7 separate regions of the Homo sapiens genome follow, and regions 1, 2, 3, 5, 6 and 7 are each linked to region 4. Evidence: chromatin contacts called from ENCODE Hi-C or POLR2A ChIA-PET data. All regions are on one chromosome and are shown on one strand. Each heading gives the region's core, a stretch centred on a gene start or an enhancer-like site at or near the end of the contact. The rest is flanking DNA. Distances are from core to core; before and after follow the strand shown.

Region 1 (2,500 bases), core at 1-2,500, 1.2 Mb before region 4:
ATCAGTTCTGGACCTCTGAGGAGAATGGTAACTGTGTTTTATTTTCAGAGAGCCTTCTTTCTGCCTTAGCATAGTGTCCGGGACAAAGCAATGATGATAAATGGACAACCATTATTGAACATTGACCCCGTAGCTGGCATTGCACTAAGTACTACATTATTTTAACTCCTCCATTCTACTCCTCTATGCCCATTTTACAGGCAAAATGATACTCACTCGAACGTTTTTGTCCTCTGTTTCCATTCTTGAAACATGCCAAACCTCCAGTTTTAGGGCCTTTTCCTAAAACTGGACATAGGAAGGGCCCATGTCTCTCTCTTCCATATTCTAATTAAGCACTCAGCACACATGCCATCTCTTCAAAGCTTTTCCGACCGCCTATCTACAACAGCCTGCCTCCACAGTTTCACACACTCTTTTACGTTATTTATAAAAGAGTCTCACTCAATGGAAGCTGGATTTCCTCTCCTGTAAAATGAGGTAGGCCCTCTCGGCTCAAGGTCACTCCCTGTGATTCTACACAGAGAGGGAGTGGGAAGAGAGGGCGCTCGGCAGCAGAGGAGGAGGAGGAAGGAGGGAAGGGCGAAGGCGGGAGTGGGTGCAGAAGCGGGGGGTCTGGCGGTCCAGGGGGGTAGAAGGGAGGGGCGGATTCGAGTGGGCGCCAGGTGGAGGTGGGGCCAGGGTTGTCAAGGGAGCACGAAAGGGGTCGCGGTGTGTCCGGCAAGGACTGGGTAGGGCAGCGCCTGCTATGGACTAGGGGCGAGGGCTACGAAAGGGTTGTTGGAGGGGTGGATGCGGGTGGATCCCGAAACCAAGCGGCTCCGAGGGGCGACTAGAGGTGGGGAGGGGGCGCGCAGGAGTTGCCAAGGTCGGACAGAGGGGAGCGCGGTCTATCCGGCTGGGAATGGGCCGGACAGGGCGCGGGGTTCCGGGGTCGCGGAGAGGCGCGGAGGTAGATCTGAGCCGAGTGGAGGGCGCGTGGGGGTGGGTGCAGAGGGGCGCCGAAGGGATCCGGGCCCAGCGGCCGGTGGAGAGGGGCCGCGGAGAGGCGCAGGTGGGAGCTGGGCGGCCGAGCGAGCGCAGAGGGGGCGCGGCTTGCGCGGCTTGCGCGGCTGGGCGGGAACAGGCGCTCGGTCGGGGGCGGGGGGTGCGCCGGGGTAGCCGAGAGGCGGACGCAACAGCGGGGTCCCGCGCTGTCTGGGCGGCCCCAGGGGCTGTCGGCTCACTTCCGGGAACGCCGGGGAACCGCAGTAGCCGCCTGCTAGTGGCGCTGCTAGCCGGCCGGCGCAGGCTGCCGAGCGGGTGAGCGCGCAGGCCAGGCCAAAGCCCTGGTACCCGCGCGGTGCGGGCCTCAGTCTGCGGCCATGGGGGCGTCCGCGCGGCTGCTGCGAGCGGTGATCATGGGGGCCCCGGGCTCGGGCAAGGGCACCGTGTCGTCGCGCATCACTACACACTTCGAGCTGAAGCACCTCTCCAGCGGGGACCTGCTCCGGGACAACATGCTGCGGGGCACAGGTGGGAGCTCTGGGCCCAGGGCCGGCCGTGCGCTGTCACCCGGGTCGGACTTCGCGGGCGAGGGGCCGAAGCTGGGCACGCGGGTCCCTGGCTGCGGGCGCGGCATTTCCCTCCCGCCGCCCGGGACAGAGACCTCGGGCTGCTGAGCGACTGCGCCCCAAAACCTCCGGCCTCCGTGGGCCGCTTCGGGCGGGTTATGGGGTGGCGGTGGGGGAAGGGACTGGAAAGTTAGGTCGAGCTCGAAGTTCAGAGATGAAAGGAAACCACCGGGCTTTGTTTCAGAGGCCCAAGTCCTCCCAGTGGCAGCCACTCTTGGGGGTCCATCGAGCTGAGCCGCAGCTTGTTCAACGTGCTGGTGCCTTTGGAAGACTGTCATTAGCCCTGCTAGAGTCTGCTCGTTCTGTTTTGTTTTCTTTGTTTCTTTCTTTTCTCTTTCTTTTTTGGTGTGGTTAAGCTCTATGAGATCTTGTAGTTCTGACCTTTCCCCCATATTCCCAAGGCCAAGTATTATTTACCCTTGTTGCAGTCATAAAATTATCTCATTTTGATATCCTTAGATTTCGTAGACACGAAGGCTATTCTTGTGCATGGTTCTATAAAATATTTTGTTTCTCATGCCAAATAAATTCTTACAGCTCGGCACGAAAGGCAGTTAACAATCTACACTATACAATGGGTGAATTTGTGGTATGTAAATTCTCTCTTAAGAGGGTTGTTTTTGAAAAGCCAATCGCAGGAGTTTTTTTCTCAAAAAATGTTGACCTTACTTTTCAAAATAGAACCCGTTTTGAAACTCATTTTGAAACCCATTTACATAGAAATAATGCTTCCACAAGGCCTTTTTCTTTTGTTTTCCTTCTTTTTTTTTTTTTTTTTGTAAGGATAGCAAACAGGATAGACGTGCATAGCATAAAAAACAACGCCCTCTTTCGTTCCCTACCTCAGTCCCATTCTTCGGAGGGGAACAGAGTTTTCCTTCTAGAAA
Region 2 (2,700 bases), core at 200-2,699, 1.4 Mb after region 4:
TCCTCACCAATCAGGTATACCTACCATGGACTTTCAGGGAAGGGAGAAATCAACTTCTGTTTATTTTTCTGGATAGGTCCATGGACAGGGCATGTTGAGGTCCATCTGTGGCAGCAGTGAACATTACCCACATCTATCTATACCCTTATCTGTCAATCCAGTGCTACTTTAATTTGGCAACTGATGGGCACTTAGTATTTGTACACAGAAGTCCTAAATTCTAACAAGATACAGAGCCAGCTTATCAACTAGTCAGGAAAGCAGGCAGGTTGGCAACTACCGAGAATACTAGGAAACTGTGACTGAAGGACAAGCAAAGAAATGTTAAGAGGACAATTAAAAGTGCAATTAATATTTATCTGTGAAGGTGCCACAGAGTGGGTAGCAACTGAATTGGGCCTTGAAGGAGGAGGAAAGTTCAAGAGAAAGAGGAAGGTAGAAAAGTTCAATCCAGACTGAACATGAGTTTGCAAACATTTTATCCATGGGGCTGTGATACTAAAGACAGAAAAAAATATTGTTCTCTTCACCCCAGGGAAAAGAATCAAGGCCTCTGAGGAGAAGCTACAAGGAAAGAAGATTCTATTCAAAGGGAGGAAGAACTATTAATCAGAGCTGACCACGAACTGGAGGGGCTACACAGACAAAAAGGTAGTTTTTCCTTCTAGGGGTGGCCAGCCTCCTGGCACAGAGATTGCAGAGAATGTGATTTAAGCAAGGGATGGGAAGCTGTTCCATTCAACTGCCTTGCAGCTCTGCGATGCTATGCATCTTGGATGTCTCTGCCAAGCAGGCTTTGTACAACATTGCCAGGAAAAAGAAGAATTATTTTAGCCCTGTTACAGCATTTCTTACACGACGGTCCTTGCCAAACTCCCTTTCAAGGCCATGTTGGCTGGGTTCATGCAATGTGTTAAATCATAAGCCAGTAGAGAACATCTCTTCACATCCAGGCCCATGAGAACCCCTTCAATATCATTTCATCATCAAAAAAGCTTAACAGGCTGATATTAAATAGGATTGCTGCTGGTGAACACCAAAGACAGGAAGCATCTACTTTGAATGCTTAGGCCATGGGGCATGTTGCATCCATTGCATGTCCTGATTAATAACAAGTTGCCAGTTTCATACCAAATACGGGCATGCAGTTTTCAAAAGATTAGATTACAAAAAGATACGTTACAATAAAGCTGTTTTGAGAACAGTTTCGTCCTTCTTGGATGACTTAGTATGTTGCATGGCATTTCAGAATTACAATTATAAAAACCAATTTTCACAGTGCAGTTTTGTAAAACAAACTAATTTTCCATTTTTAAATGTGCATGTTGTAGATAAAAGGAAGTTTACTAGATGCGCTAAAAAGAGAAATGCTCTCCTAACACTGCTGATAAGTTAGTCACTTTCCCTTTCCTCTTAAGGCTGTACTTTCATTTTCACAAACATTCACTGAGTCTCTATGCTAGGCACTGTGCTACTCATCAGGGATAGAAACTGAATGAAAAAGAGAAAACAAAACAGATATCTTAAACTGGAAAACTTCCTGAGATTCATAATGTTGTTTTTCTTCAGGGCAATTCCCAATGATTATTTTTAAGAAGTTAAGTTCAGCTACATTCTTGCCCAATAAACAAGGTTATTTTGCTTTTAATGTCTGGAGAGTAAACATATCAAAGCTTAGCTTTAAAAATTTCGCCCAGCCAGGCACGGTGGCTCACGCCTGTAATCCCAGCACTTTGGGAGGCCAAGGCAGGTGGATCACCCGAGCTCAGGAGTTTGAGACCAGCCTGACCAACATGGTGAAACCCCGTCTCTACTAAAAATATAAAAATTAGCCGGGCATGGTGGTATGCGCCTGTAATCCCAGCTACTGGGGAGGCTGAAGCAGGAGAATCCCTTGAACCCGGTAGGCAGAGGTTGCACTGAGCTGAGACCACACCATTGCACTATAGCCTCAGTGACAGAGAGAGACTCTGTCTCAAAAAAAAAAAAAAAAAAGGTTGGCCCAGATTATTATTGTCCCGTCTGCTGTAATAATACTCCAGGTACTCAATTTATTGCTTAAATAAAATTTTCCCAAGCTCAGAAATATATATTAGCCAAAAAACTCTTCATATTACAGAATGAATCCTAATTACATAACTATAATCTCAATAGTGAAACAAAGAAAATTCACAGAATCATATTCTGAGGTCACTGGAATATTTGACTGGATACGACAAACTAATCACACAAATGTTCTATTTTATACACAACGGTTCAACCACAAATAATGAGCAGTGCTTTTCAGAATCACAGGCTCCCATCTTTTCAAAATTCAGGTCACGTCCCTCTCATCATACAACATCCTGAGTAAATCACATCTCAAGCGGTGACAAGACCTGTTTGCCTTTGGTATCTAATCTCAAAATTCTGCCCACTGCCTTTCTACCCATCTACCTACTTAAAACCTGGGTCCTAAAATCCATGTTTCACAAAGCTTGGGAACTGTACTCCCCTTGGATAAAACGAACAACTCCCCAAAGCTTTTGTTTTGCTTGGTTTTTACCCAACTACACTTACTATTTCCAGCATGCATTTACTGGCTGTGTCTGGAATGCACGTCCCAGGTTGCTGTGCCTTTCTAGGTACTAAGTCTACTCCCAAAAATGGGAAGTAGAGCTAACCCTTCGAATGGAACAGTCACCCGGGCCTCAGTGTTCA
Region 3 (2,700 bases), core at 64-2,563, 1.5 Mb after region 4:
GTGTGAGCCTGAGCAAGTTACTCAACCAATCTGTGGCTCAGTGTCCTCATCTATAGAATGGGGAGAGTAACAATAGCCACCTCATAGGGCAGCGGTGAAGATTCAGTGAGATAACAGTGTCTACCTGTTCAACCCTCGGCTTTTGTCGTTTTATTGCCAAGGACAGGGAGATAAAGAAGCCTAATTGACTCAGCTTTATAGAAAAACCACATGGCAAAAGAAAGGTCTTTCAGGAAATTCGGTACCATATTAGCTGGCAACTTTGGGAGTACTCTTTTTCTATAGCAATTTCTAAGTGTTTCAACAGTTTAACACAACTCCTCAGCACAGATACTCAGATGAGTCCGCCTGCCATGTGCTCCCTGGAGTCTGCTACCAGAGCTACTTAGAGCAAACTCCACTTCCTAGCTAAACACCACAAGTTCATTTACCGTGTGGGTCTATTTCCTCTTCCCTCCGACAGATTGTATAAAAATGACTACTTAACAGAGGCCGGGGAACTGAACACAGCTTGCTGCAATTAGCCTTGCCCAAAGTCTACCTACCCATTCATTAGGTTTTATGCCTGTCTGTCCCTCAGGCGGCTTACGGGTTCGTTTGCCTGGCTGGCTTTGCTCTCTATCGACAGAAATCGTCTCCTCTACACTAGACACCGGTGGCCTGCTACTTGACAAGACTTTTCCCTGGTATCTTCAAATGGAAGACAAATCACATTCTTTAGCTTATCTCCCACTCCCTCTCCAACGTAAACAATTTAGGCTTCATTGTCAGAGGTACAAAATGCCATCTGCTTTCCCTTCAGTCCTCATTTTAGGAGTCAAAGTAGAAACAAAGTAGAAACTCTGGCCCTCCAGAAGGGAGTCCCAGCGCAGCTAAGCGGGGAGGGGGCAGTCTTTATTGAATGCATCCCTAGGCGTGATTTGATGCAATAGGGTAACAATGTATTAAAATACCCAAGTCTCACAGGCACAGAACTTCAAAGCATTCAGTGCTCCCACTTAGTCTTCCGGCATACAGGACATTCATGCAAATAAAAGATCTATGCATTCAGTAAGAATTTAAGGGGTTTCCACAGGTTGGAAAAAACAAACGCAATAAAACATTTAAATTGAGCATATAAAATTTCAGATATCAAAAAAAACACTTTATTTTCTACCATAAGGTCTCTCCCTCACCCCTCAAAAACCCCAAATTTTTTCAGTTCCCATTTTTCTTTTTGTTTGAATCTCTGAAAGGAAAAGTGAATCAAAATGAAAAGAAAAATGATGGGTTAGATTTGAGCGGTGCCCACAGCAGGCAAGGGCACATTCCATCGTAAGAGTGGCTGACATTTTGTAGGGGAAACCACTGCAGAGTTATGTGTTCCATGGGCAATGCCTCGACTCCAATCATAATTCTTTGGTGGTGGCTGGGATGATGTCACTTTTGGTGAATTATAAGTTTGGAGCAGCTTTGAGGCAGGCCAACCCAGCCAAAAAGATTCTCTTCACACATGAATAACACCAGGAAATGGAACAGAAGCAAAATGGGAACACAACTACCTCTACGTAAGTGAATAATATCCTGAAATATTAGCAGGGGTGTTTAAAAGTAATTTATTTTATAAAAAGGAGATAAACAATAAATAGACTAATATGAACTTTAACAAGAAAATCATGCCTTATTTTATCTTTTCTAAAAGCCAATCTAAAAAAAAAATTATTTTTGGCAAGTAAAGTTATCTGTTTCTCTAATGAAACCTGAGATGTGGGGACAAGTTCAGCAATGCTGTCAAATGGCAGTGCCCTCTCAGTGACAGAAATGGGCTCATTCTATTTGAAGGAGATATCTTCTTTCCTCCTTCATTCACGTCTCCTTTCCACTCTTCCATAAAACCCTACCTGCCCAAATATTGTCATTTCTAATGAAGCTCCGACTATTGAAAATTTAAAAAGACATGAGCAGTGAGTAATAAAGTGAATTCCCTTTAATGACAGGCACCTGATGACGAAAGATGTAGGTACCGGAGCCAGGTTAAAAAAAAAAAAAAAATAGAGCCCTCTCCTGAAAATGATCCAGAAAAGGCACTCAGGATTGGGTTGATTAGGACATGAAGCATTTATTGTGTACAGGTATCCAGATAAATGGAACTTCATCCTTTAAATTTTACTACTGTGTTCAGTTACATTATTTTAACCTTGGATGAAAAAGGTTTCTCAAACAAATCATTCTGCTTCCTACATTCTTAACTGATATCTTCGAATCTTTTATTACTGAGTCTAGCTCGTTCTTAAAAATACCAATGCTTGGTGATGTCTGTGACAAGATGATATCCCAGGACCAACTGTGAGGTATAGCAGATCATACCCAGAACACATCATCCCAGACTACTACCTTTTGGGAGTTCAAGTTCTGATCCCTCCTCTCCATCAGCCTTTCATGTAGCTGGTAGTTACCAGCTGGCCTCTACTTGAAATTCTCCTAGTTAATACTCTTCACATACTGAGACATGGGATATAAAGATTACCAATTTTGTTGATATTGTGTCTCAGAGTAAGAGGGAAAAGGATCTAAGTAAGGTGTGCAGATACTGTCTCTTTACACACAGAAGTACAATGCTTGCATCTTGGTACACAGACTTTGTGATAGGTTTTTTTCCTTGTCATGAGCCTTTTTGCCATGAAGGAGCCAGTATGGGAAAGTGGTTAAGAACATGAGATC
Region 4 (2,700 bases), core at 96-2,595:
TGGTTAAGCAGCTTAGCGGCAAATGTTGGGAGATTTTGGGTATTGGCAGGGCCTGGGGGCATGTGCCTGCTGGACTCGAGTCTGCAGAGAATTGGAGGAGTCTGTTTGAACCATGAGGCATTACAGGCTGTGCCTTATCAACGGGTGTTTGAGATGGCAGGTTGTGTTAACAACATTCAACACAGACGGAAGCCATTCGTCTATCTCAATACAGCCACAAACAGCAAGACCCTCAGCTACAGTAGGCTGAGTAACGGGGGATGAGAGCACGGCAGGTAACAGGATCCGGGCTTGAGCTCAACTCCCAGTTCGGTCTTTAAAGAGGGGTGAGCACTTAAGGGCTGAAACTAACAGAACTAGAAACTAACAGGATGGTATCGCAGGCAGGTGTAAGCTACCCCGCCCCTCTACGCCTTCCGTCGAGGGGAACCGCCAAATGCGCTTTCTCAGCCTCCGGGCAGGGCAATTTCTTGCTCTCTACAGGCACTTACTCCCATCCCTTGTAGATAGGGAGTGATGACCTCGCTTTTTCGTTATGGAGTGAGGGCCGGACACGCTTGGACCTCACCTCTCCGCGCCACGCTGCGGCGGCACCGCGGGAGGCCGACTCGCGCCCACGCACACCCCACGCTCGCCTTCTCTAAGATGGCGGCAGAGGCAGCTCGCTCACGCCCCGCCGCCCGCGCTCCTCCACAAGTCGTGCCCTCAGGAGGCGGGAGCGGGTGAGAGCGCGGAAAGCAGGAGGGCGAGAGTGACGCGGACCCTCCAGTCTAGCGCAGGCCGCGGAGCCCTGAAGCGTCCAGGAAAAGGAAAAGCCAGGAGGCTGACGCTACCAGGAACACCGCCGGCGCCTCAGAAACTAAAAAGCGGCGGCACATCCGGGCCCCTCTGCCCGCCCCGCCCCGGAAGTAACGTATCGGGCAGGGCGGGGGCCGCTCTTCAAAGTGGATTCTTCCCTCGCCATAGCTCGTTTCTTCACAAAGTGCCTGGAATCACCCTCGCCACCCCCTCCCCCGGGTTAGCCGTTACTCTCTCGTGGCTCCGGGACGTCTCTGTACAAAGCTGGCTGCTGGGACAGGCAGCCCTCGTTTCACAGATAGTACCCCTCGCACCACGACTCCTGGGCCTCGCCAGCGCGTGTAGTAACGTCCCTCCGAGAGGACTCTTGGTGACCTCAGCCCCAGCCAAGCATAGGCGCACCTCTTCGGAGTCCTGCGGTGGAATCCCGGCCTCGTGCCCCGTCACCCCGCCGCCCCGCCACCCCACCCGGGTTTGGGGGCCGTCAGTCACAGCGCTGCGCCCTCCCCTTCCGGCGGCTTGGCCGGGCCCGCCTCCTCCCCTCTTCCCTCCCCCACCCCTCCCCGTGCGAGTGTCTCCCTCTCCCTCTCGCTCTCTCTCTCTCTCCCTCTCTCTCTCTCTTTTGTGAGTTATAGCAACCGTTGCCTTGTGAATCAAGCGCCATAGTCACCGTAGTCCTGGCGACTGTTACCCATCAACAACAACTACTCCTCTCCTCCTCCTCCTCCTCTTCCTCCTCCTCCTCCCCACCACCACCATCTCCATCACCCACCAACAACACCACAATAATCCACAGCCAAGGTGAATATTCTTCGGTCTCTACATGTGTGTGGGAGCGTGTGGCTGCGTGTGAACGCGTGTGTCCGTGCGTGTGTGTGTTCGTGTGTGCGAGCCGAGTGTGGCTGTGCTGGGGTCTCACTCCTGACACGGGGGCTGCCGCTGCGGCGCCGCCGCCGAGGGGCTCTGTTCCCCGGGCTTGTTTACAATGGACCCTGCGCGCCGCGGCTGGGTCGGGGGTGTGGGCGCCGCGCCGCCCGCCGGCCCCGGCCCTGCGCCGGCCGCACTTCAGGGATGGAGCGGGAGCTTGGGGGGCTGCGAGCCGAGCGGGAGAGGGAGCCACAGTTTTCCGATGCGGATGCTGGATCTTTCCCTTAGGTCTGGTCTGAGGAGGAGGGTCAGGTGAAGAGATAAGAATTTGTTCTTTCTTTAATTTTCTTCTTTTCCAACGCTGCTGTTTCCTGCTTCTTTCAAAGCCGAAATAGACAACAGTGTGCAAGGGGGGGACCCAAGAGGTGGTGTTTTGTTGTTGTTGTTGTTCACTTGTGGGGCCTTGTTATGGGTTTTGTTATTTTTAATCCTCATACGTTGGTGAACTTTTCCCACCGCCCATTCCCTTCATTTTTGCCCCTCTTTGCCTGGTGCTGAATGGGCTGCTCTTCTTTCACCATCATCAGCTTCATGGTTTTCTTTTTTCTTTTTAAAACTGTATTTTCTTTGTGCGGCAAACAGTCTTAACATCCATTCAGCACTCTTCCCTCCCCCTCTTTCTCCCCCCCCCCACACACCCCTTGCACACATATTGAAACCTGGGGCCTGTTCGTTGGGCCCTCTTTGCTGTACTGGGAAAGATGTTTTTCTTTTTTAAAGTCTGTCTCCTCTCTCTTCTTTGGTGTGTGTGTGTGTGTGTGTGTGTGTGTGTGTGTGTGTGTGTGTGTGTGTGCTTGTGATTTAAACCGGATGCAGGGCATCTGTGATACTTGGGTTAGTAGTTATTGACAGTGCTTTATCCTTCATGTGGAGGTGGGAGGGGGAGTAGTGAGGTTCCGTTTCACTTTGATGATCCTCCTTCCCCGCAGTAGAGTGTTAACAATTTTCATTGTGATTATGAGACTTTGTGATGAA
Region 5 (2,700 bases), core at 45-2,544, 1.5 Mb before region 4:
CACTTCCAGTTTCCTTCTCCATACTCAGCCGCTCCTACCCTTTCATTCAGAGAAATGGAGTTTCTCCTAACAGATTAGTAATTACTGGAAAACAAACTGGGTAAATTCAACCGACACAGCAAGCTTAGGCAGATAAAACCATGAGGAAACATTCAATGTGGTAGCAGAAACCCCAGCAAGAATAGCTAACGTGTTCTCCCAAAAGCTATCTCTTATTGCTTGGAAATACTCCTCTTTAAAGGATTAAGAATCTCTGGCTGCTTAAGAAGAAAGGGTAATGGACAACGTTTTTCGTTTCTCTGCAAAGTCACGTTATGTGTAAAGCCAACAAAAAAATGTTTCTTAAAGGATCCAAGACGAACAACAAAACACCCCAAAATTACTCTCCCAGATCAACATTAAAAGTTTAGCACTGACATTTTCAGAAGAGTAAGCAACAATGAGCCCTGCCTCTCTTCACACGCTTCCAACCTTCCCTACGCACGCACTCCCAGCTCCAGACACCTTCGCCTTTACTGCAGCGATAAAGGACAGCACACCCACCGTCGCGGGAGGAGGAGGAAGAGCCTCTTTTTCTGCAGAAGAGAAACAGTTCACATCTTGTTCCTGTTGCCTGCTTCTGAAACCTAAAAACAGAAGCAGCAGTTAACTACTACCACATAAATCCAGGGGAAACAAATGCTTTTTCTAGGCTGTTTAAGTGTCTAGAAAATTTTAAAAAGGAATAAGGAGGCGGGAGCGAGGGAATTATAAGACACAAATGGAAGCAAATATCACCAGCAAGACTCGTTCTAGGTGTCGTCTTAAAGAGGAAGATTTTTCTGGCTCAGAAGTTTGCTGCCACTAGCAGGGGGCAGGCGGGACCAAAAGGTAGGAAGGGGGTGGAGAGACAGCTGCTGCCCCCCACCCAGAAGCCAGGCAGAGATAACACCCACCGGCTACACAGATCGGGCGACCAGAGCGCGCCCTCGAGCCCGCAGGGGCGGCTCCTACCCGGCGGGTCAAGGTCTGCGAAGCCCCGGGACGGGCACGGCTCTGAACGACCTCCAGGCTGGGCCCTCGGGGGCCCTCCAGTGTGGGCTCAGCTCCCACTCACATCCCTCGGCAGCGAGGACCAGGCCTCTCCCTGCGCCGCAGCAGCCCTCAGCCCCGACGCGCGCCGCAAGCCCGGGCCGAGGGGCCCGACCGGCCGAGAAGCCGAAGTGGCGACGCGAACACCCAAGCGAGCCGGGCGCCGGCCCAGCCTGTCAGCGCCGAGGGAGGCCGTTAGCGGCGTCCGCTGCTGCCCCCTTCTGCTCCTCTTCCTCTCTCCTTCCTGCAGCCCCACACCACTCCCACTTCGGGCAGCCGGGAAGCCCGTCACAGTTGTCTCCACCCTCTCCGGGGCCACACCGTCTTCTCAACGCCGCGGGCGACACTGGCTTCGCCGCCCTGCTAGCTTCGAACTCAGCCTCCCGGTTGGCCTGCAGTCTCCCCGAATGGCAGGAGACCGGGCCGGATAGAGGCTGGGGGAGAGCCGGACGCGCGTCCTGCAGTGCGCGTGCGCCGCTCGGTGCTGGTCGCGGGACCGGCAGGCGCGGGCCACGCAGGGCAGCTGCCTCTCGGGAAGCCGGCGAGCGCGCGTGGAGATTCCTGGGACGGCCCCTGGGCGTGAGCGCGCAAGGAAGTTAAGGCGGCGGCGCCTCGCGAAACGCTGGTGCCCGGCTGGAGCTAGGCGCCAGCGCTGGGCCCGGCCCTCACTAGATGGGCGGGTGTGTGTGTGGCCGCCGCCCTCCAGGGAAGCGGCCGGGAGTGACTCACCCTGGCTGGCTCCCCAGCGCGCAGCCTGCACTGGAGGAGGCCGGGCTGCCTCCGCGCGGAGACTCCCCTCCCGCACACTTCTCCGCTTTCGGCTTTTCCTTCCACCTCCCGGGTACAGCAGACCCGTCCTTCCCCAGTCCAGGCTGCTAGGCCGAGGGGAAGTGGCGCCGGGGGCCGGGGACAACGCGCTCACACACGCTGTTTCGTGGCAATGCGCCCTCGAGAGCCTGACTCCCATCAGCCACCTTGGCTGGAAAGGGGTGAGGGTGGGATGAAGCGCCCAGCCGCCTGCGGGTTGGCAACAAGGCCTAGCGAATGTTTCTCCTAGAGGAGAAACAACTTTACCGGCGTGGCCTGGTGTAGCCCGGGAGAGGGTGGAGACAACGGCTGTGACGGGCTTCCCGGCTGCCAAAGGGCCTCATTCATTCATTCAAATATTTACTGAGTGTCTACTAGGTGCCGGGCTGTAGGTCCCCAGAGATACCAGGTGAACACGACCCCACACACTCCTTGCCCTACTGGATTGTATTCTGATGGAAGCGACAAAACAACAAACAACGCTTTAAATGCATAATGTGCGGGGTGTGTAATTGCCACTAAGAAAATGCATAGTTTTCTGCTGCCATATACATAATAACAAAGAAAAGGAGTAGAAAGTGAGGAGGGGGTGTGCTATTTTACGGTGGCCAGGAACGATTTCCTAGAATAAGTGACATTTGAGCAGAGATCTGAAGGATGAGAATGAACCAGTCCCATGACTATCTGGGAAAAGAATTTCAGGCAGAGGGACTCCTGAAGGCAAAGACCTTGAGAAGGGAAAGTGTTTGGCAAGTTCAAGGATCAGGAAAGAGGTCACTGTGGCTGGAGGACACGGAAGGAGGGGGCAGTGGTAAGAGGTGA
Region 6 (2,700 bases), core at 84-2,583, 2.0 Mb before region 4:
GGAGCTCCAGTTCAATGGAAAAGCTCACCAACAGGAGAAATCTGGGGAGAAGACACCCTGAAGCAGCAGACAACAAAGAGCCTGATGATGGGGAGACCTCAAATAATGAAGGCAAATAGATCAGGTTCCAGTGGCAAGAGCAGCAGGACCAGGATTGTTCATCCACTCACAGAATCTTAGGCTTGGAAAGGAGCTTGGAGGACATCCAGGCCAACTCCGTATTTGACCCTGATACAACTGTCTCATTACTGCTCACACTGAATATTTTTACTCTGCATTTTGTCAATTTAGGTCTCTCATTCCCTGCCCCTCAGAGCCATAGTATTTTTGGGTTAAAAGTCCTGATTAGTTGGTAATCTCACTCAGGCTTAGCCTCTCCACCTCCATCCCCTCCACATGAACCCATTGCCTTTGCTCTTCTACTCAGTGCATCCAGGCGGTGAGCAATCAATAGCAATTATTTCAGTTCTGTTTAATTTTTCTACCTTTTCGCTGATCATTTTATATGGAAAGAATAAGCCTTTCCATAGTCCCCAAATCATGCTTTTGTTCAATAATGATTACCTCTATAAGTTATTAAGATAATAGTTTTGGGTTTTTTGTTTTTGTTCCCCCTCCACCAACAGCTGCCTCTTAGGCATAGCTTGTAAACAAAGGCCAGCCTGGAGGGATCACCGTCTGCTAAATGGATAATCACAAACAGATGTCAGTCATAGGAAAACAGATTTTTAAGTTCTTCACCATTAAGCCTCCGAAAACTCTAAGCTGAGAGACAATCTTAAGAATAGTTATATTATTTTACAGTGCACATATTTGGTGCAGAAAATATCTCACCTTATAAAACTGAGCAACAAGAACAATATGCATAGGAACAAGTGAGAGAAATCTGGGGCAGGAGGACATTAGCTTATTTGTGCCCCTCAGCACAATTTCTGAGGCAGAATGTCTCTTGCCTCAAATGGTGTGGAGAGAAGGTAGGCCACCCTTCCCCCACCCTGGCAGCCTCATCATGGTCCACAACATAATAGTATGAGAGTATCTCAACCCACTCGTTACTCACATGAGGACTTGCCACAGCTCCACAAGTAAAGATGCAAAAGTAAACAACAAAAAACAGTTGCTGTTTGTGTTAGATTTCCTTATAGTAGCCACCAAAATGAACAGCCAAAAGGAAAAACAAAACAATCAACATGCAGTAGCTCCAACCCAGGATTCTTTCTAGCTGGGACATATGAGGATGGGTAACAAAAAAGCACTCAAAATTTGGCGTTAAGATATATTCAAGAGAAGAAAAGTTGTTCATTCAGCTTAAGGTTTGCCGTAACATGAGAGTGAGTCAAACCAGAACTAGTTCTGAGGAACTGACGAAAGCCTGGCTTATTTGGAAAGTTTTGGTTTTGCTTTTAGCAGTTTGTCTGTGAATGGGATTGCATTCCTGATTTGGCTCTTGGCTTAGCTATGGTTGGTGTTTAGGAATACTAGTGATTTTTGTATGTTCATGTGGGATCCTGAAACTTTCTGAAGTTTATCAGCTTAAGGAGCTTTTGGGCTGAGACTGTGGGATTTTCTAGATATAAAATTATGTCATCTGCAAACATGGGTAGTTTGACTTCCTCTCTTCCTTCTTGGATGCCTTTTCTTTCTTTCTCTTGCCTGATTGCTCTGGCCAGGACTTCCAATAGTATGGTGAATAGGAGTGGTGAGAGAAGGCAGCCTTGTCTTGTGCCGGTTTTCAAGGGGCATCCTTCCAGCTTTTGCCTATTCAGTGTGATGTTGGCTGTGGGTTCATCATAGATGGCTCTTATTATTTTGAGGTATGTTCCTTCAATACCTGGTTTGTTGAGAGTCTTTTTTTTAACATACCTTGAGAGTTTTTAATACCCTTTTATTCCCTCTCTTTCCCCTATTCTTATATGTGCTCCAGCTTCCCCATTGTCCCTGGAGCACATTTAGGAATAGGGGAAAGGGATGGAATGAAGAATACCAGCATGTCTTAGTGCTGTGCCAGGAAATTGACTCATTTCCTAGGGCTTCTGTAACACATGACCTCAAGTCCTTGGCATTCCCTGACTTATAGTTGTATCACTCCAATCTCTGCCTCCATCTTCAAATGACATTCTTTTCTGTGTGTATCTCTACATTCCTCTCCTCTTATGAGGATACCATCCGTTTGATTAGTGCCCACCCTAATGCAGTATGACCTCATTTAGACTACATCTGCGTAGACCCTACTTCCAAATATAGTCACATTCTGAGGTCCTCAGTAGACATGAATTTGGGGGGAACATTATTCAACTAACCTCACTTCATTTCATAGTGCCTCATTTCATTCTCAGTGCAATGTGTGGTTTAGAGTTAGACCCATTTTACACATGAGAAAACAGGACCAAGATCAAACAATGTTTCCTTAGTTGCATGGCTGAATTTGAACTCGGACCTCAGTGGCCCCACTATACCTTCAGGCTTGTGATTGGTGAGATTAAAACCACATGGCAAGAAAAGGCAAACTTGAATATAGGCCTGAATGATCAATCCTTCTCCTGCTGCCTCCCGCCCTTTTCCTTGTGCTTATAGGGGTAGGACCAGCAGAGATGTGGGGCTGAACACTCAGACAGAGGATGTTTTTAAGAAAACATCTCTCCTTGCCTGTCCTCTAAGCCTTCCCTGCCTCCTTGTTTCTTCTACAAAAGCAAGGATCTC
Region 7 (2,700 bases), core at 201-2,700, 1.9 Mb before region 4:
GTAGGAGCAAGAGGCCTGCATGGTGGCTCCCGCCAGTAATCCCAGGACTTCTGGAGCCTGAGGAGGGAGGATCGCCTGAGGCTAGGAGTTCGAGAACAGCCTGGGCAACATAACAAGAGCCCCATCTCTACAAAAACAAAAAAAAAATTCTTAAGTAGGATCAAAGATTAAGACAGTTGATTTATTAAACCTCTACTAAGTGACCAAACTTTATTAAACTCCATGAAACCCCATGCCCAACCTCCTTCTCAGTCACACTGAGACACTCTTGTACATTTTCCACATGGGGTTTCAATTCCCCACAGTATTTCTGTGACTTCCTTGAAGACCACACTCTAACTGCTGTCATGTGGCCTCTGCCTACCTACTTTTACTGAGAAAGGCTAAGTTTTTCTTCAGAGTATCATAGTTCTCCTTAAATACTGTTGACGACTGTCATTGTCAACTGATACATCCTTTCTGGAAAGCATTTTCAGTTTTCTTCAAAAGGCCTTTAAAATATTCAGGCTCTTTGACTAAGTAGTTACACTTCTAAGTTTACTTGAAGGAAACAATCAGCAATATTCCAGAGATATATATGCAATGAGTTCAGTGAATGGCTAAGACAGAACCACTGTAAATAACCTTTATACCCAACAGTGAGGAATTAATTTCATTTAGTTACCCAATCTAATCGAATGCAGCAATGAAAACATTTTTTAGAAGGTTATTTAATTCATAGAAAAGCATCCACAGTAAATTTTTTTCAAGTATTAAAAAAAGAGGTAGAACAATGGTACTTTTACTCCTTGTGTTATAAGACAAACCCAGACTGAACTTTGACATAGGCCAAGGTCAATGTGTCTAAGAAATGTTTTATTATACTATTTTTATTCTTAGGCTCCTCCATTCCTCTTTTAGGACTCCTTTGGGTTCTCAGAATGGACAGAGCAAATAAATTCCGTTCAGGGATCCTGGACCTGCTTAGCGCAGGAAGAGACTTACTTAGATGCTGCAGCTGGGATAACTTACACAAGTCATGTTACTAGCAAGCAGCTGGCGGTGGACTTGGACCCGTGTCCAGACCTCCAGCCTAGCATCAGAGCTATATTCTGAACACACAGTCGCATAAGAATGACTACCTATCCTATACTACCTATCTTATTTATTTTTAGAGGTATAAATTATTTTTAGAGCAAAACTGAATCGCGCCTGGAGGAAGGCCAGATGCATTGCCTGTTCTTATTAACCCCAACAGGTAATTGGCTCTACTGCCCCCTAGACCATCGCGTTCCCTTTCCCTTCTCCTCTCTCCATCCCAAAGAAAGGGTGTAGAGACCCTCCGTCCTAAAGTGCCCAGCGAGCTAGCCAGAGATACTGGGCCGTGGGCACCCGCGGAGGAACAACGCTCCCTACCTGCAGGCGGACAGAAGCGCGGCTGGTGCGGAGCCTCGGGAAGCTGCGCAGAACTGGGGCCGCGCGGGACGCGCCAGCTGCTCAGCGTTGCGCCAGGCCCGGAGGCGGGGTCCCGCCCACCTCTGCCCAAGGCAGCAAATCCAGTTTGCCGGGCGTTGGACTTTCCTGACCTTCGGTGAAATCGGCGGAAGCTTTCAGTTTAGGTATCTAGTGTTGGTGTCCTAGGAATAAAGCTGTGTATAGAAATGAAACAGAAAGTGAAACATGTCAGTCCAGTTTTCTTGTAAATGAGATTTTCACCGGGAAGAGTTTCGAAGATTAAAGCAAATCCACATTTAGTATGTTATTAATAAAAAAAGAAATTTACAACAAGCCAACATCTGAACGCACCTTGATTTTACCTTCAGAGGGGTAAGAGCTTAAGGTTACCCCTTAACCTTTATCAGAAAGGCGTCCCCCTTTCTGATAAAAGCCTCTTCAAGGTGACTGAACATCTTGACATAACTTGATATAACTCTACAACATATAAAAAGTCAGCAGCAGACCCATATGGCTTTGGTTTTTATTCTAGAAAGTAGGTGTGTGTGTGTGTGTATGGGTGTATAATAGGAAATATATTTTTAAATCGTGGATTCTGTGACTTCCTCAAAGTTCCTCGACATAATGAAACTTCATTTGCTTTGTCATTAAAAGAACTTCCCATCCCGAGCTACATCTTTTAAGAATGCTCAGGGTCCCTGATATTCTGCCACCCTAAGGATTAAGGCTGCGGAAGCCTATTCTAGGTGAGGGTTAAGAAAGCCCTTTTGAAAGCTTTGGGTTAGTGAATGGGCCCAAGATGACAGACGATGGTGTCATAATTTACTTAAGTATTATCCCGCGCTGAACTTCTAGGTGCTCTCTTTTCTCGAACTCCTTGACCTCAAGTGATCCGCCAAAGTGCTGATATTACAGGCTTGAGCCACCGTGCCTGTGTGCTCCCTTTTCTTTTTTTTCTCTTTTTCTAAATTGAGAAATTGGACTCTTCGTTGTTTGCCTTTCCTTCTTATTCATTTCAACTGCAGTTCAAAATACTGCATAATGAATGAATATTGAGATAGCCCTTGCATTGGTTATGACATTTGCTTCCAAAATAAGAATTTTCACATTCTGATTGTATCACAGATTTTTATTTTTATCTGGGAAATTATTGAGGCTGACACTGCCTTGATTTGGCAGGAGCATGGAGTTCTCTTTGGCCCCAATAAAATTGCAATAGGGTTTGGGCCCAGCTCAGATGTTCCTTCTTTCAAATCACTTTTGAGG

What was found. Hi-C counts contacts between places; a loop is a spot of excess contacts on that map. ChIA-PET counts read pairs that join two places held with the same protein, here RNA polymerase II (POLR2A). Pooled maps may share reads with other maps.
Region 1: a loop to region 4 is called in a map of CD8-positive, alpha-beta T cell, with 13 times the contacts of the local background. The contact joins the promoter of AK3 here to the promoter of RFX3 in region 4. A Hi-C loop is called at or near these places in 7 of 168 maps with a recorded cell type or tissue (CD4-positive, alpha-beta memory T cell, CD8-positive, alpha-beta T cell, ascending aorta and 3 more), 3 of 37 single-sample maps with no recorded cell type and 20 of 50 pooled maps. POLR2A ChIA-PET finds 5 or more read pairs at or near these places in 13 of 52 experiments (A673, CD4-positive, alpha-beta T cell, CD4-positive, alpha-beta memory T cell and 10 more).
Region 2: a map of ascending aorta shows a loop between it and region 4 (5-fold over the local background). The contact joins the enhancer-like site here to the promoter of RFX3 in region 4. A Hi-C loop is called at or near these places in 1 of 168 maps with a recorded cell type or tissue (ascending aorta) and 7 of 50 pooled maps.
Region 3: a loop to region 4 is called in a pooled map, with 3 times the contacts of the local background. The contact joins the enhancer-like site here to the promoter of RFX3 in region 4. A Hi-C loop is called at or near these places in 1 of 168 maps with a recorded cell type or tissue (transverse colon), 1 of 37 single-sample maps with no recorded cell type and 2 of 50 pooled maps.
Region 5: a map of CD8-positive, alpha-beta T cell shows a loop between it and region 4 (15-fold over the local background). The contact joins the promoter of JAK2 here to the promoter of RFX3 in region 4. A Hi-C loop is called at or near these places in 8 of 168 maps with a recorded cell type or tissue (CD4-positive, alpha-beta T cell, CD4-positive, alpha-beta memory T cell, CD8-positive, alpha-beta T cell and 3 more), 6 of 37 single-sample maps with no recorded cell type and 24 of 50 pooled maps. POLR2A ChIA-PET finds 5 or more read pairs at or near these places in 4 of 52 experiments (CD4-positive, alpha-beta T cell, CD4-positive, alpha-beta memory T cell, naive thymus-derived CD4-positive, alpha-beta T cell and 1 more).
Region 6: a loop to region 4 is called in a pooled map, with 2.4 times the contacts of the local background. The contact joins the promoter of PDCD1LG2 here to the promoter of RFX3 in region 4. A Hi-C loop is called at or near these places in 4 of 50 pooled maps.
Region 7: a map of ascending aorta shows a loop between it and region 4 (6-fold over the local background). The contact joins the promoter of CD274 here to the promoter of RFX3 in region 4. A Hi-C loop is called at or near these places in 4 of 168 maps with a recorded cell type or tissue (CD4-positive, alpha-beta memory T cell, CD8-positive, alpha-beta T cell, ascending aorta and 1 more), 7 of 37 single-sample maps with no recorded cell type and 13 of 50 pooled maps. POLR2A ChIA-PET finds 5 or more read pairs at or near these places in 2 of 52 experiments (CD4-positive, alpha-beta T cell and activated CD8-positive, alpha-beta T cell).

Annotation. Positions count from the first base shown.
Region 1 is chr9:4,739,952-4,742,451 of GRCh38, reverse strand. AK3 (adenylate kinase 3) reads left to right here and starts at 1,250. Exons shown (of 5, transcript NM_016282.4): 1 at 1,250-1,515. The coding sequence starts at 1,365. RefSeq lists silencers at 861-1,350, 1,581-1,720.
Region 2 is chr9:2,124,785-2,127,484 of GRCh38, reverse strand. The region is part of intron 27 of SMARCA2 (SWI/SNF related BAF chromatin remodeling complex subunit ATPase 2); the gene reads right to left. Among named protein-coding and RNA genes, the nearest start is that of SMARCA2, 110 kb to the right of the region's middle. Within about 2 kb of position 1,449, at least 15 of the 41 ENCODE cell types and tissues checked have a DNase peak (open chromatin) inside an H3K27ac peak, as active enhancers do; they include ascending aorta, where a contact is called at or near this core.
Region 3 is chr9:2,041,989-2,044,688 of GRCh38, reverse strand. The region is part of intron 4 of SMARCA2 (SWI/SNF related BAF chromatin remodeling complex subunit ATPase 2); the gene reads right to left. Among named protein-coding and RNA genes, the nearest start is that of SMARCA2, 28 kb to the right of the region's middle. RefSeq lists an enhancer at 1,110-1,339. Within about 2 kb of position 1,313, at least 2 of the 41 ENCODE cell types and tissues checked have a DNase peak (open chromatin) inside an H3K27ac peak, as active enhancers do.
Region 4 is chr9:3,524,646-3,527,345 of GRCh38, reverse strand. It overlaps RFX3 (regulatory factor X3), which reads left to right and starts at 1,345. Exons shown (of 17, transcript NM_001282116.2): 1 at 1,345-1,599. It overlaps LOC124902110 (a long non-coding RNA gene), which reads right to left and starts at 861. Exons shown (of 8, transcript XR_007061398.1): 1 at 569-861. RefSeq lists enhancers at 401-700, 961-1,010, 1,588-2,204 and silencers at 1,191-1,380, 1,811-1,900.
Region 5 is chr9:4,983,866-4,986,565 of GRCh38, reverse strand. It overlaps JAK2 (Janus kinase 2), which reads right to left and starts at 1,294. Exons shown (of 25, transcript NM_004972.4): 1 at 936-1,294; 2 at 544-626. RefSeq lists enhancers at 492-541, 1,342-1,481, 1,410-2,243 and silencers at 872-1,201, 1,592-1,671, 1,712-1,761.
Region 6 is chr9:5,509,164-5,511,863 of GRCh38, reverse strand. PDCD1LG2 (programmed cell death 1 ligand 2) reads right to left here and starts at 1,333. Exons shown (of 7, transcript NM_025239.4): 1 at 1,061-1,333. All of the region lies in intron 2 of INCR1 (interferon stimulated noncoding RNA 1), which reads left to right. RefSeq lists enhancers at 1,235-1,284, 1,445-1,504, 1,565-1,644, 1,586-2,700.
Region 7 is chr9:5,449,292-5,451,991 of GRCh38, reverse strand. It overlaps CD274 (CD274 molecule), which reads right to left and starts at 1,450. Exons shown (of 7, transcript NM_014143.4): 1 at 1,396-1,450. RefSeq lists enhancers at 1,174-1,333, 1,624-1,673.